Regions from separate parts of the Homo sapiens genome. Here region 1 is linked to region 2. The links are chromatin contacts, found by Hi-C in ENCODE. All regions are on one chromosome and are shown on one strand. Each heading gives the region's core, a stretch centred on a gene start or an enhancer-like site at or near the end of the contact. The rest is flanking DNA. Distances are from core to core; before and after follow the strand shown. Region 1 has its middle 46 kb from the start of USPL1. Region 2 overlaps SLC7A1 (solute carrier family 7 member 1).

Region 1 (7,615 bases), core at 721-3,220, 1.1 Mb after region 2:
ATGGTGGTCCCCCAAAAAGATATGTCCATGTGTTAACCCTGGAAACTGTGGATGTAACCTTATTTGGAAAAATGGGGCCAGGTGCAGTGGTGTGCATGTGTAGTCCCAGAACTTTGAGAAGCCAAGGTGGGAGAATCGTTGGAGCCCAGGAGTTCAAGAACAGCCCAGGCAACATATTGAGACCCCCGTCTCTATAAGCAATAAAAAATTAGCTAGGTGTGGTGGCATGCACCTGAAGTTCCAGCTACTTGAGAGGCTGAGGCAGAAGGACTGCTCAAGCCCAAGGAGTTCAAGGCTGCAGTGAGCTATGATCATGTCACCCCACTCCAGCCTGGGTGACAGAGTCAGACTCCCTGTCTCAGGAGAAAAGAAAAAAAGGTCTTTGTAAATGTAATAAAGAATCTTGAGATAAGATCATCCTGATTTAGGATGGACCCTAAATCCAATGACATTTGTCCTTACAAAAGAAAGGTAGAGGGAACTGTGAGACAGACACAGAGGGGAGGGCCTTGTGAAGCAGGAAGCATAGATGCAGTTACAAGTCAAGGAATGCCAAGGACTGTCTACAACCAGAAGCCAGGAGAGATGCATGGGATGATTTCTCCCTCACAGCCTCCAGAACTTCTGGCCTCCAGGACTGTGAAGAATCAATTTCTGTTGTTTTAAGCCACCAAGTTTGTGTGTCATTTGTTATGGCAATGGCAGTATTAGGACTCTAATACACAGTATAAAAAAATAAAAATAGGGCCAGGCGTGGTGGCTCAGACCTATAACCCCAGCACTTTGGGAGGCTAAGGCGGGGAGATCACTTGAGGTCAGGAGTTTGAGACCAACCAGGCCAACATGGTGAAACCCCATCTCTATTAAAAATAAAAATTAGTTGGGCATGGTGGTGTGCATCTGTAATCCCAGTTACTCAGGAGGCTGAGGCAGAAGAATCGCTTGAACCCAGGAAGTGGAGGTTGTAGTGAATGCCACTGCACTCCAGCCTGGGTGACAGAGCTAGACTCCTTCATCCTAGGACACAGCCAAGTCTTACGTAGCAAAAAGAAGTTGTTAAAGGTCTGTAGTTCTGCATTAAGCAACACAGGCATGTACCTATGAATTATATGATTATAAAAGTGCTCGGACAGGCCCATTTCAAACTTGGCCTCTTTCCACCAACTGTGTACTGTTTCTCATTCCATAACTAGAGATTATGTCTTTATATCCTGTCAAAAAAGTGAATTTTTGTGGGCTAAGACATTATCCCTGTGTTAAATGCACCAGTCTTAGTGTAAACAAGCCTAGTTCCTTTTTCATTTTGGCTGTCTAGTATGCATTTGTATATGCTAGGCAGTGTACTAGGCACCTTAAATACATTACCTTGTTTAACCTCTACAGGATTCTGGGAGGTAGGCATTATCCCCATTTTATAGATGAGAACACTGAGAAGACAATGTTCATAAGTGCGTCACTTGTCTGAGATGACATATTTACTAAGTAGCAGAACCAGGCCTCGAGCTACTCAGTCTGATTTCCAAAGCCCCTGCTCTTAATCACATCAACTTCTTTCCTATATCACCTTTCCCAGAGTGCGCTCTCATGGATAAAGAGCAGAAGTATAAGTTACTAGGCAGCAGAAAACTGTAGAGGTGGGAAGATTAGATAAAAAATGTAAATAAGAAGGCTTTAAGACACCAAAATCAAATGTAAATACTTTATAACCTGAATCAGTGCTTGTGTTCATGAGGCTAGAGGTCGTGCATTTTATCTCTAGGTCTGGTGATGCCAATCCTGATCTACAGCCAGCAGCAACAGTTCCCTAGCCTGCCTAGAAGTTTGTAAATGCATGGGCTTTGGTAGGAGGAAGACGAGAGAAAGCAGAACAGATTATTACAAACCCAGTGCATTCCCCCTTGATGGGTCAACAGCGATTTCTTTGTAAGTGAAGGACAGCACACTGGTTTTGATGACTCACGAGAGAGTAGGAGGGAAAAAGAAGTCTGAGGCATTGCCTGGAAGCCTCGCTCTGCTTAAACAAGTACACTAATGGCTCATGCCTGTTACTCCCAGCACTTTGGAAGGCCAAGATGGGTGGATCACTTGAGGCCAGGAGTTTAAGCCCAGCCTGGTCAACATAGCGAGACCTTTTCTCTATTAAAAATAAAGAAGAAAGAAAGTAATAATGATTCAAGTTCTCATTCTCTACAAAATTCACTTATGACTTTCCAAATGCTAGTGAAAACTTTTAGGTATTGCAAAACTGCCTTAATGCATAACGGGATTCTCATTTTACTTAGTCTAAGATGACTTTTTCACTTTGAACTTCTGCATCTTTATGATCGCTTAGCTTTCTGACAAGCAATTTCAGTAAGTGTTTATCAATTTGCATCCACACGCTGACACATAGGGGTCTACTTACATATCCTTCATGTAATTGAGCTTTTGTAAATCATCTTTCTACATGGTACACTTCTGATTTTGTGTGCAGCTTTCTTGTTTAAGCACTGTATTAAATGCTCTGCTTCCTACACCCTTAGGAACAATGAGAATAAAAGCGTAATGTTGGTTACTTCTTCATATCAAAGGAAGTTCATCTCCTGGTTATTAAAAGCTATTATTAAATGGCCATCTTTTTGTGCCCCTGTGTTAAGCACTCTACCAAGATACCATTAAATAGATAAGGGCCACACTCCATAGAGATGATGGTTCTATATTCTGTATTTTCTGGGGGAGTTCTAATTTCATGCAATTCCTTCTTCTTAAATAAAGGCAATTCTCTAAATATATTACCTAATGTGCTTTCACTTTCATATTCTTGTAAGATTTTTCACATAAATCAATTCTCAAAAAATAGTATCATAGGCCTTTTAAAAATAGTCATGTTCAAAAGTCAGGCTCATGAATAAATGTGTGCATTCATTACATATATTTTCATAAATTCAAATTTAAAAGAATAAGAGTAGCTAGAAGGTGGAAGAAAAATCTTATTCTGATTAGGAATGCACAATCACAAGAAAATTTGTGATATATATAGTCATTTTATTCTGTATTGTTTTATTTTGATTTTGGTAAGACAAGAAACAATGTAGAAAGTTTGACAACTTAAAAAAGTAATATGAGTGTGAGAAAGTCCTCTTCCAGGATTAGCAAAAAAATGGTTTTTTTTTTTTTTTTTTCCGAGATGGAGTCTCGCTCTCTCGCCCAGGCTGGAGTGCAGTGGCGCAATCTTGGCTCACTGCAACCTCCGCCTCCCGGGTTCAGGTGATTCTCTTGCCTCAGCCTCCCAAGTAGCTGGGACTACAGGCATGTGCCACCATGCCCGGCTAATTTTTTTTATTTTTAGTAGAGACGGGGTTTCACCATGCTGGCCAGGCTGGTCTTGAACTCCTGACCTTGTGATCTGCCCGCCTTAGCCTCCCAAAGTGCTGGGATTACAGGCGTGAGCCACCGTACCCAGCCTAAATGGCCAAGTTTTATTATGGACAATTAAGCTGTAGAATAAAAATCTACTTTTAATAGCTGGCATAGTGCCTAGTGGTTTTGAAGCCACAAGCAGGTTTACAAAAAACATTTAAATCCATCTGAATCTACAGAAAACTAAGATTACCTAAGCAGAAAATGAAAATAGTTCAGGATTAAGGAAGATTAACAAATGAAGAGTATATGTATTTTAGAAGTATTACTTTATATTTTTATAGTATAATAATAATATTTACGTTCCTACACTTATAATGAGTTTCGTATATATATTAAAATAATTTAATGGATTAGTATGTTTATATTTGCTTTTAGTAAATTTGGTGTATGATAAACTCAGTTGTCTACATTGTGAGACTACACCTGAGGCAATTTCTGTGTTGATATATACCTGAATAGCAGATATTACTTGGGAGCAAATAAAATAGCTTCAGGCCTAATTTTGCAAGTTCATGATGGGAGAGTAAGCATGACTTCAAAGAACTGACTTTGAGTTAAAACTTGAAGAATGAATGTGACAACAGCAAGTATAAAACAATGCCAGGCAGAGGTGGGACTGTTCATGGGTATCAGGGTAAGTGTGTTGATAAATGCTCAAAGTAGGAAATACCTTTCTTCCCCCACACATGTCAGAAAATAACTGCAATAGAATGCAACGACATCTCAGAGATAAAGTGTTCAACTTAGCTCTCAGAGACCGTTCAGTTACATTTTGTAATGACATTGGAATTGATTGCATTTTGAAGGCAATTCTAAATGCAAAGTCTTCATTTTGTTGATAGAAGCTGGGTTATTTATTATGAAATTTCAAAAATTAAGTAAAATATCTAATTAGGATTATACCAGCAAAGGCAAATTTAGAATTCAAGACTTCATGATCCATGGTAAGATTATTTTAATGCAACTCTGCTAATTAACTGAAATTTCCTTTAACTCTCACATCTGCCTTTTACTTCTTAAGACATTTTTCTAGTATTTCACCAGAGCAAGATATCAGAAGGGTAAATCTCTTACCAATGAACTTTGCTAATTCTTAGTGACTCCGTTGACCCTGGTGTAAGGATCAGGAACAAAGTGAATGAAATACATTTTAATACATTTCTGCTTTCTCTAATTCCAAAGACCACTCTAAAGAATAAGTTATTTGTGGGTATTATCTGAAACTTGGGATTAAAAGAGACCGTGATTACCCTTCAGGGATTTTGGCAAAACTTAAGCCATTTCATCTGAAGAGCAAAGCAAGCCTCCCACACTCTTGGCTTATTCTCACAATTATCTAGATATCTAGCAACAAAACTCTTGAGTAGTTTGTTAACTACAGATGCCAAGGGCTGACAGTTTCACTTTCAGTTTTCAGAATATCTTTTGTTTCAGTGGTGTAAGCACACCATCAGAATCTCTACTATTTAAAATAATTAAGTTATAATTGTAACTTCCATTAGATGTAGTACTTAAAGGAATCTAGAAGACACAACTCATTAATTATAGGAATTTGACTGCAAATTCTTCTGGGGGGTCTGAATTGCAAAGGAGGCATCTTTGTAAGTCAGACTCAACTCATTACTCTGTGATGCAGGCTCCTCCAAATGGCAGCAGAAACGTATTACTCTCTAGAAACACTACAGTAGTGCTACAATTTCAGGGTTCTGTAGAGATAAGGACAAATTGACAGAAACACATTCTTAGAAGGACAGTATCATTTAAAATAAAAATACTGTCATAATTGTACACCAGGATAGCTTCTCCATAATAAATTCTTTATGATTTTCTGATTTTTAGAAATCAGAATTGAACTTTTTAATGTGAAAAAAATGAGAGAATTGTTTCAAAATAGGACCACATTTCTGTGTATAATTTTAAAAGTTTAAAAATATTTGATTAGTAGACTGATAAACTGAAACATTTTTGATAAGCTTTTCATTACATACAAACCATATAATTTGTAAAAAATTGGAAATTATTCAAAACTTCACATAACTAAAGTGACCAAATAAATACTGGAGAGGAAAGAAAAGGAGTCAAATGAATCTAGCATTTTCTTTTTTTTTTTTTTTTTGGAGAAAGGGTCTCACTGTGCCACCCAGGTGGGAGTGCAATGGCACGATCATGGCTCACTGCAGCCTCAACTTTATGGGCTTAGGTGATCCTCCCACCTCGGCCTCCCAAGTAGCAGGGACTACAGGCATGCGCCAACACGTCCAGCTAATTTTTTTGGTATTTTTTGCAGAGACGAGGTTTCACCAGGTTGCCGTGGCTGATCTGGAACTCCTGGTCTCAAGTGATCTACCCAACTCAGCCTCCCAAAGTGCTGGGATTACAGGCGTGAGCCACCGCACCCGGCCTAATCTAGCATTTTCTAAAAGGAAGGACCCAGCAGTGAACGGCAATATCAATAATCATGTTCAAGACTATCAGACATGCAAGCTGGGGATGAATGGGTGGAAGGGGAAAATGATGAATAAATGATGAACACAAGTATAGACCCAGTGGATTTGAGATGCCCAAGATGCCAGTGAGATATTCAAAGTTTAACTCAAAAGCCACTTCCCATATGAAATCCTGACAAACACTCCTACGTCCAACTGGAATTAATTTCTCTTCTGGGCTCCCACAGCACTCTGTATTTTTCTAATAGCATAACACTATTTTGTTTGTAGATATTTCTCTGATAGCATTACTATCTTTCCTCTTTATCACAACTGTTTGAAGTTCTTTTGCCTCTTGCATCCACTGTTGCCCAATCCCACTGCTGGAAGGCTCATCTTATTAAGTTCTGTATTCCTAGTGCTAACACACTGTCTACCATAGATGATGTTCAATAAATGGTTGCTAAATGAATTCTCTTGTGATAATAGCACTATGGCAACATAATCGACGGTAAAAATTTCTTCTCAATGTTTACTTTTAGCAGAATGCATTCATTTATCAACTTTCATTGAGAATATGCTAATTTCCATGACCCTGCTAGGAAATAGGAAAATAAAGATGAATGTAATAAGGTGCTCATTCTACTGAAAGTCTTGACTAGTGGAGAATTATGGATCCAACTTTTCATGAAATGCCTTCAGTGGTAAGAATTCTCATATTTGGAATAAAAAATGTTATGGGTTGTGCCAAGATACCTACATACTTCATAATTTTGTAGAGGGCTGTCCTTACTGCAGAAATGTATACTACTATAGTCATATGTGGAAATTCTTTTTATGATGCTAACTGCATGCTAACCAGACTTTTTAATTTAATACTTGCATTAAATAAACCATGCTAGGAATCCAGGAATCTAGCTTGGTTTATTTTCCATACAATGTACTCTTTGTAATATGCATATACTACATAAAAATTCTATTAATGGCCTCGTACTAAAGATGTGTCTGTTGGGGAATCAGTTATTCTGTATAATTTTATCTTAATTGATATATTAAAATCTACCAAAAATATAAACTCCGAGTAAAAGTATCTGCATGGTGTGCATATGTTTATTATTTTAAGTGTCAGCGTATACATTTTCATGCCATAAAGTTATAAAATGAAAAAATAGTAGCCTTTTATATTAAGTTCATGCTTATGTAGTTAGTAAAAACAAGAAAGCAATTAACATACAAACCATGATGGTGGTTAAACTTGCTTCAGTTTGTGTTTTTTAAAATTTGAAAGTGAGAAATACAGCTCGAAGTCAGCTCATATTTTCAGTAAGTACTGATGAGGATGTACTGGCCCTATTGACTACGCTGACCCCATTAAAATATTTGTGAGTCTAAAGGTTCATATGACGCTGTTCCTTCACTCTAGCAACAGGCCATACATGTCTTACATAGGGACTCTGTTCAATTCATTAATACCTCCTGAAGTGCTCAACATCGTGGTTCATTTATAGTAGATACTCAATACATACTCCATTAACTGAATTCTAAGATAAACTGTCTGTTACTGACAGAAATTTTCACTTAAGGGAGTCTCCGTGGCTGAAGGCAATTTTGAAATCCTGTAAAAGAACCCACTCCTCTCCCCAAGTAATGAAGTTTGTCAGTTTCAAGCCTGTAATAAGGTACTGACTTAAAATTAATTTTCTAATAATACAGTACTGCTATGTATCTAATGTGGGGTTAGTCAATGATAGGAAAAAAACATAAGACAGAGTCACATTTAAAAATGT
Region 2 (7,631 bases), core at 1,989-4,488:
TAGTGCAAAAATGGATCCTTTCTCAAGGGAGTTGAGGGAGTGAGATAGTAACAATTACCAGGATAGCTACACTCCCCGACAGCCCCTCCGCCCTGCATGCACTCTGCTCCCTCTAACAGGATAGTGTATGTGCAGGCCAGCACAGACTGGGGCGGCAACAGGTGAGGGCGTTTTGTTGCCAGAGACCAAGTCCTTCAGCAAATGCCTGACAACTGGCAGCCTCTGAGCTGCTTTATCCCAACAGCTTGGTTGGAAGGAAGACCTCTGTGGCCCCAAAGCCAAATAAATCTGCAGACAGTATCAGAGATCCAAAATGGGGGCTCAAGGGATTCTCTGGTTGAGGCTCAAATTGTTGGAATAAGGATTTTCCCCAAATGGCTACAGGAAAGTGAGAAGATAGGACTAAAGTCACGGGCTGTGGGGAAGCAGAGCGGGATCTGGAACTCTCCATGGGGCACTTCCAGGCCTGGGTCCCAGGAGAGACCCACTAGGATTCTTGAGATCACACCATGCACATGGAAGCCATAGAATTTATTCGAATTTGCAGAAGCATGAGATAATGTACCACAAAAGAGTTTGATTTTACAACATAAAGTATGGTAGGAAGTGGTCAATGTACACAGTGTTGTCAGCAAAAAGGGGAGGCAGGGCAGTTTCACATTTTTTGAAAGGTGGTGGACGACAACTACACTTGTCCTTAAAGTAAAATAAAAGCAGGAGAGACCCAGCAGAGACCAACCTGATTTGCAGTTAGCATCAGAATCTAAATCTAGTATCACAACTTTAAGAAACTAAAAGAAAACTATTAGAAAAATAGAACATCAAACAAGCAAAAAAATATACAAATGTACATAATAAAAAACACACAACTCTTAATAATGGCTCCATGTTCAGTAGAAGAAAATATTTACTGGAGAAACCACAGCTATTCAGGTTTGATAATAAACCAACCCTCATTGGTATCATTACCCTTAGTGCTCCTTAAACTCATTGAAGCTGAAAGGCACAACTTAAGCAGGAAACTTATCATCTTAAATATATATTATAACTTCTCAAATGGGAAAATAAGTCCCAAACTTAATAGTCTGTCATCAAGAAACACAAAATCATTTGCCTTGTTAATAAATTAACAGTCTGAGTGCATCTTTCCATCCTGCTTCCTGACCCTGCTGGACACACTAATAAATACCCTGAGAAAATCTTCTCTTTAAGCTTGGCCAAGGTACTCCATCTCCTGTGGGGTTTTCAGCTGGCACTCAGCACATTTGTAGAATGACCCAGGAGGGCTCCATGGCAACTGTGCCCCGAGACTCCAGGCCCAGCCGGGTCCCGATGGCGAGAGCGTTGTGGCTCAGTGAAGCACTGGCACAGAAAGGCTGGACTCGAGGAATCGAGGGGTGAAGATGGAGTCGGCTGACATTTTTTGCCTTAAAAATACATTAGGAGTCATAAGCGTGATGACACATGGAGTGTAGCTTCTTGCACCACTGGATCAACAGTAATCAATTTCATGACTCGGATAAGGTCCCCAGGAGCCTGGCAGAATGTACATCTCCCTCTCCCTTCAGAGCCTTACATATAATCTTCTCATGACGATGGCAAACAGATATATTTTAAATTACACGTAACAATTATACATAGTGTATATCCAGATCCGTCTGCAGGCGAACTCTGCATCAGTTCCACATATAAGCCTCACGCCCCCACCACCCTGCAATTTCCCCGTCCTCGGAACTGTCTCACGAGACCACCAGCGCACAGACACGAACATGCCTCTCACACACCCCAGAACGCAGCTGTGCTGGAGTTGGGCACAAAGGCCCCTCACTCCCTGTCTTCATGGTGTGGGTTCTTGGCTGCCAACAGAACTGTCAGCCTTTATTAAGAAGGAAGGGTCTGTGTAAAAATGGGATGTGTGAATCAGAAGAGGGGCCCTGGCACAGAGCCAGGCAGGCTTGCTTTAGCATTGAGTCCTGCGTCGCGCAATGCCCAGGACCTTGCCTGTTAAGTCTGGGTGGGGCCCCTATGGGGCATGTCCACGTGCCCCCCACCAGACTCATTGCCCTGTCTCCAGTCTCCACTGTGGGTTGGGCTGGAGGCCATGCCACGTGGGACTGCAAACACCAGCCAGTTCACAATGCCTGCTCCGTGGCAGGGGCACGGCAGGGAGGAGCTGGTATCATCAGCGTTTCCACCCATCTGAACAAAGGTGAGCGGGCCATGCACCCTTCCAGCTGTGCACAGGGATGTGCTGAAGGTGCAGGAGGCAGTGCGTCAGGGCCTTGGTGGCTGGGGTAGGTGGAGAAGCCCGCTGCCCCCACCATCCTGCGGTCACCCCTGGACTCGTATTGGATCCTGGCCACTGTGCTAGAGTCAGCACAAGGGACCAGGTGGCTGGCTGCCTGAGAGAGAAAATAAGTCACAGTGGAAAGAGTTTTTACTGCTGCAAAAACCAAAAGTGGGGGGAGATCTCAGCAATTCTGACAACAGTATACATTTAGCGACCTTTCTGAGACAGCCTGGGGAAAATGCATCTATCACTGTCCTCTTGATTTGGAAAAATAAATCCGATGCATAAAGCCTTGGACAAGGGTGTGTGAGCAGGGATGATAAGTAGAGTGGGGGGTGTGTAGAGGCCTGGTCTCCTCCGGACGGTGCCCCTCCCAACTGCAGAGCTGCCCTCCTGTAAGCCGGCTCCCGAGCCAGCTGCCAACAAGGCCCCCACTGCCTCCCTGGAGACCCACTTCATCCCCCTCTTCAGCAGAGGTCCTGAGGCAGGGGGGTGGAGATCTGCTGGGTTTGCTGCTTCATGAATTTGGGCCTTCGGAGGTCATGAACACATGCAGGGCAGTCACAGGGGTTGTGGGAGACAGGAAGGGATGTTTACCCATCACAAATGGGTCTTTCCAATGTGGGTATTTGTGGCTGGTGCACAGATAAAAGTAGACACAATACTCCTTGGTGGGTGTGCCTCTAGTAATGTGTAAGTTCTGACTATGTAGGAAAATCCTGGCCAGTGGAACTAAGAATATTCTTGTTTGGGCAAGGGAACTAAGAGATGTGAAACTATCATTTTTTTTTTGCTTGTGTGTATTTTTATTTCAGGGAAAGAAATGAGGGATATGATAAGAAAAAGTCTATTAAAATTGTAAGGCTTACTCCAGACACCATTGCTTAAATCACTCCCCTCTCACACAGAGAGAAAACCCCTGGCAAGTGCACAAAAACACTACTCATAAAAGCACGGTGACCAGTGAACTATTATGCAAGGCACCCCCACGTGTCCTTTCCTAACCAGGAAGCCCGTCCTCTAAGGAGGGGGCATGGGTCCCATCCCTGCCCAGCCTAGGCGTGCTTCTGTGTCCAGCTTTAAGGCCTCTGCGTGAGGAAGGCCACAGACTCCCAGCTGTCAGCACGCTGTCATGATGAGACTTGGAGCAGGGGAGACGCACCTTCTCAATCTACAAAATGAGCCATGGCGCCCATTAAAATGTCAAATGTCAACTCTAAATAGTCTATTGGGTGCTGTCTTGCACGGAAATCTCAGCCAGAAAGAAAAACTAGAGAAAAGAAAAAAAAGAAAAAAGCAATTCTCTCCCACCACTTCACTTTTCTTGGAGACTGTCTATCCCTCGAATTCTCTTTGCCTATGTAGAAAATAACGGAAAAAAAAATCAAGCAAATAACTACCAGGTCCTAAGACAAGAGACAACCAAAACCCCAACAAAATAAGTTAGTATTTATCAAAATATGTTACAACACCAATCTCCATAAATGTCAATATCACTCTTTGGAAATCGGAGCTCTGGGCTCTTATGATGCTCCCTCTGGAACATTCAAAATGAGATCAGAATAAAGCTCCCAGCAAGGTGAGCAGGCCTGATACGGAGGCTCAGCCCATGGCCATCCACCCGCCCTCCACCGCCGTGTTCACAAATTCTTGCACTTCTCTCCAAGAACCTTCTGGGGGCACAGGGAGGGTACAAGTGCCCTCAATTTATCAGGCTTCTTTCTACCAGATTTGTGTCAAAGGCCAGACTAGGAAGAAATGGAAAGGAAACTAAGTTTTGAAAGCAGCATTTCCATTTCCCCTGGTGTCCAAAATGCCCACATCCCTCCTCCTCCCCCATCAGCATGGGCCTTCTGTCTCCTGAAGTAGACTCAGTGGAACGCTCCACCCACGTTCAGGTTTCCTCTGGCTCCCATCTACAAGGAGTGTGTGTGAAATGGTGCTGGCCGCAGGCCCCGACCCAGGCAAGACGGGGGTGGCGTGCACTGGAGCTATGGGGGTGGGGAGGATGCTCGGGTCTCTCCCACTTGCAGAGGCGTGGGGTCCGAAGCATCCGGATGACAGATACACAAAAGGGACAGCAATATGCCTAGAAATCACCTCCCCTGCGACCCACGCATCTCAGCTATAGGACAGCCGCAGGGGTGATGACATGGCCATTTCCAAGTTAATGTTATGCCCTAACTTAATCTGGTGGAGTGTCACAATTTCATGGACTGTGGATTGATTTCAATTTCATCATGTCACAGAGAGGCCAGACAGCTTATGTCAGGGCCAGAAACGCATGACCCCGACATGTCCTGACCCCAGACTGAGCTGCCACCAGCCTTGAGAACCTTACAGGAGCCACCAGACTGGCTCCAAAGCATGGGAGGGCAAGACTGAGTGAACGGTGGCGACTCACAGGAAACAGACTTCTGACTCGGCCACCATGGGGCCAGTCCTGCAGATACTGTCTCATGTTCCAGTTACTCAGGACACAGCCAGTCGGGGGAGACGGCAGGAGCAGCAAGAACTGGCCCAGGCCTGGAGGCCGTGAGCTGAAGGTCCCTGGTTTACATGCATGTGCACACACATGCATAAGCAAAGCAGGCCCTAATGGGAGTGATCCCTTCTTCCTCATTTGAGTGGAGCCAGCTGCCCTCAGCCCCGGGCAGCTGTCATGGTGTCAGAGCAAAGCCCTGAGAAGCCAAGGGGCAGGCAGGGTCCGGCCCTAATGACCCATCTGAATGCAACCGGAGAAGGACAACAGGCCTGATTTTCCTTTTTAAGTGCACTACTGTCATTTGGCTCTGGGGTGGGGAGCTGCTGGGGACACACTGTTTTGTGGTACTCATCTGGCTTGATTGCTGGGTGTCTGGGGCTGAGCGGGAAGATGGCTGCGAAAGTTTGGAGTATGCACAATTTCAATCCCAGAACAGTCCCCGGGAGGAAGGCCTGGTTCCCAAGATAAGGAGAGAAGGTGACCTCCGTTCTGCCTGAGGCTGCGGCAGCTCGGGGCTGAGCTGGTAGGGGAGGAACTGCTTTGTTCAGAGAAGTGAGGAGACACAGTGGCCAGCCGCAGCCTAGTGGCCCCGGCCAGGCAGCTGTCTGGAGGTGACCAGGGCCCGGAGAACCGGCTGCAGAGCCGAGGGTGGGCTGGGGCTGCAGGTCAAGTAATTGCACCTTTGGCTGCAGTGAGGGTGTGGACGCAGGTGGTTTCTGTTGCACTGGTGGGGAGGGTGGGGTGCCTCCCGGTCCTCTGGGGGCGTCCCTCGGGGCTGCTGCCACCTCCGGGGGGCGGGGCTGTGCGTCACTTGCACTGGTCCAAGTTGCCGTCAGGAGTCCTTGCTTGGTCGGCATCCAGGGACGCCTCCTCGCTGTGCCACAGGCCATAGCCAAAGTAGATGATGAAGCCTGCGGGCCGACAGCAGAGACGGGCGTGAACAGACCGCCGGTTGCACCACCGCAGGCAGGGCTCAGAGCCCAGGGCGGTCCCACAGCAAACCCTCTCAGGCGGCCTGCCCCTGCCTGGCATGAGCCCGCAGCCAGCGGCCCCTGTGACCTTTCCACATCTGGAGCAGCTGCCACACGAAGGCCACTGTCTGCTTCGACATCTGGCAAAGCCCTACGTTCCTCTGGACGGCCTTATGCTGCGGTGTTTCCTGAGCAGACAGAGCAGCTGGGCCAGGGCCACCAGAGGCCATCGGGTCCTTCAGCTTAGCCCCCTGATGCCCCCGGAGGCCACGAGAGTATCGAGAATGTGCACTATGGAGATGGGGTTTCCCGCAGGTGCTGGAGGTCTCCAGGCTCTCAGCCTGGACAGTCCCACTGCCCATTTCTCCACATAACTGAGCGTCAGACTGCAGGAGACACTGAGCCCCAGGAATGGACTTCACATAGGAGTCCACAGCCTGTTCCTGCACACGGGACTCCAGGGTGGGTCCAGGACCTATGCTTCTTACCACCTGCCCAGGGGCTGGGGCCACCTTGTGTGGCTGACACAGGAAAACAGGCCTTAAAGCAAGGACTCAGCCACCCACAGCCCAGGAAAGGAGCTCAGGCTCCTGCACACAGGGACTTTGACAGGGATGCTGGGAAGAGGCGCCCCTCTGCCTTCACCAGGCCTGGAGGAAGTGGCCAGTGAGCTGTGAGCAGCTTTTTCTCAGAAAGGCTCTAGGAGACGTCTGTCTAACAGGCTGGACTTTGCAGGGAATGAGGACCCACCCGGCTGCCAGCAGACAGTGGGCCGCAAAGTATTTCCTGGAGGAAAAGCACCCCTCGAGGGCCCTGGGAGATGAGGCAGCAGCCATCTGCCCGTAGCATGCAAACTCAGGGCTGCGAGGCTGTAGGGACATGGTCCTGAGGGGCAATGGCCAGGGCCACTTTCCTGGCTATCAGCACTATGACTCAGATGCTGAGGGGAAGGAAATGAGATCCTCCCCTCCAGCCCCTGGGGTGAGATGCCCAGAGGCGTGGGACTACAGGCTGCACCCACCCCTGGTGATCTATCTCATGTGGAAGCTCCCCACCCTAGTGGCATCTCCCATAGGCTCCAAAGCACTCTCCCTCCACAGAGAAGACGCAATCACAGAGGAGCCCATGACATCCACCCTGCCTGGGCCTAGTGCCCGTACCAATTTGGTGCTGGGCAGGCCAGGGGGCCAGGAGGCACAGGCCAGACTTTCCTGTCTGGGGTGAAAATAACTGGTACCTTATCTGCAGCAGACTCATCACCTTGTTCCTGTTAATATCAAGGTCTTGCCCAAAAGAATAAATAGTTTGGACAAGAAGCAATGGAAACAAAAAGTATCTAACAGGGAGGAGAGGACTCACAGCCTACCAGGGATTCAGCATTATCTTCGAGAAAGCTGCTGACTGGATGTGCGTCATTCTGTTATGAAATCTGAAACAAGGGAGACCCCCAGGGGAAGCCAGGATCTTGGACGTGCTGGCAGCAGCATCACATACCTATCAGCATCCACACAGCAAACCGGACCCAGGTGCCCTGGTCCAGCTGCATCATGAGATAGACGTTCACGAAGATGCTCAGGATGGGGAGCACTGGCAGGAAGGGAACCTGAAGAGACAGGAGGTGGCTTCAATCCATGGCAGTGGCGCCGGTTCCAATAGTTCAGTAAAACTGTCTAGTAAAGGCAGCACAACTGAGAGTGACAGGGACCGTCGGGCGAGTGTGGGGAAGAGAGAGGGAGTGCCCACCCCCACTCCCACACCCCACACACAGCCCGCACCCAAACACACACACAAACACACCCAAGGGTACATCTTAGTAGGTGGGGATTTGATTCTAAGCTCTGAATGGCCAAATGAACTCCATTCTCATTTTTCTCTGTTGCGATTC

Evidence for each region. Hi-C counts contacts between places; a loop is a spot of excess contacts on that map. Pooled maps may share reads with other maps.
Region 1: a map of CD4-positive, alpha-beta T cell shows a loop between it and region 2 (3-fold over the local background). The contact joins two enhancer-like sites. A Hi-C loop is called at or near these places in 2 of 168 maps with a recorded cell type or tissue (CD4-positive, alpha-beta T cell and naive thymus-derived CD4-positive, alpha-beta T cell) and 6 of 50 pooled maps.

The regions. Positions count from the first base shown.
Region 1 is chr13:30,568,150-30,575,764 of GRCh38, forward strand. It overlaps a transcript of HMGB1 not described here. Among named protein-coding and RNA genes, the nearest start is that of USPL1, 46 kb to the right of the region's middle. RefSeq lists a silencer at 1,743-2,037. Within about 2 kb of position 1,971, at least 12 of the 41 ENCODE cell types and tissues checked have a DNase peak (open chromatin) inside an H3K27ac peak, as active enhancers do.
Region 2 is chr13:29,508,898-29,516,528 of GRCh38, forward strand. SLC7A1 (solute carrier family 7 member 1) reads right to left here. Exons shown (of 13, transcript NM_003045.5): 12 at 7,241-7,349; 13 at 517-5,686. The coding sequence ends at 5,583. Among named protein-coding and RNA genes, the nearest start is that of MTUS2-AS1, 25 kb to the left of the region's middle. Within about 2 kb of position 3,239, at least 2 of the 41 ENCODE cell types and tissues checked have a DNase peak (open chromatin) inside an H3K27ac peak, as active enhancers do.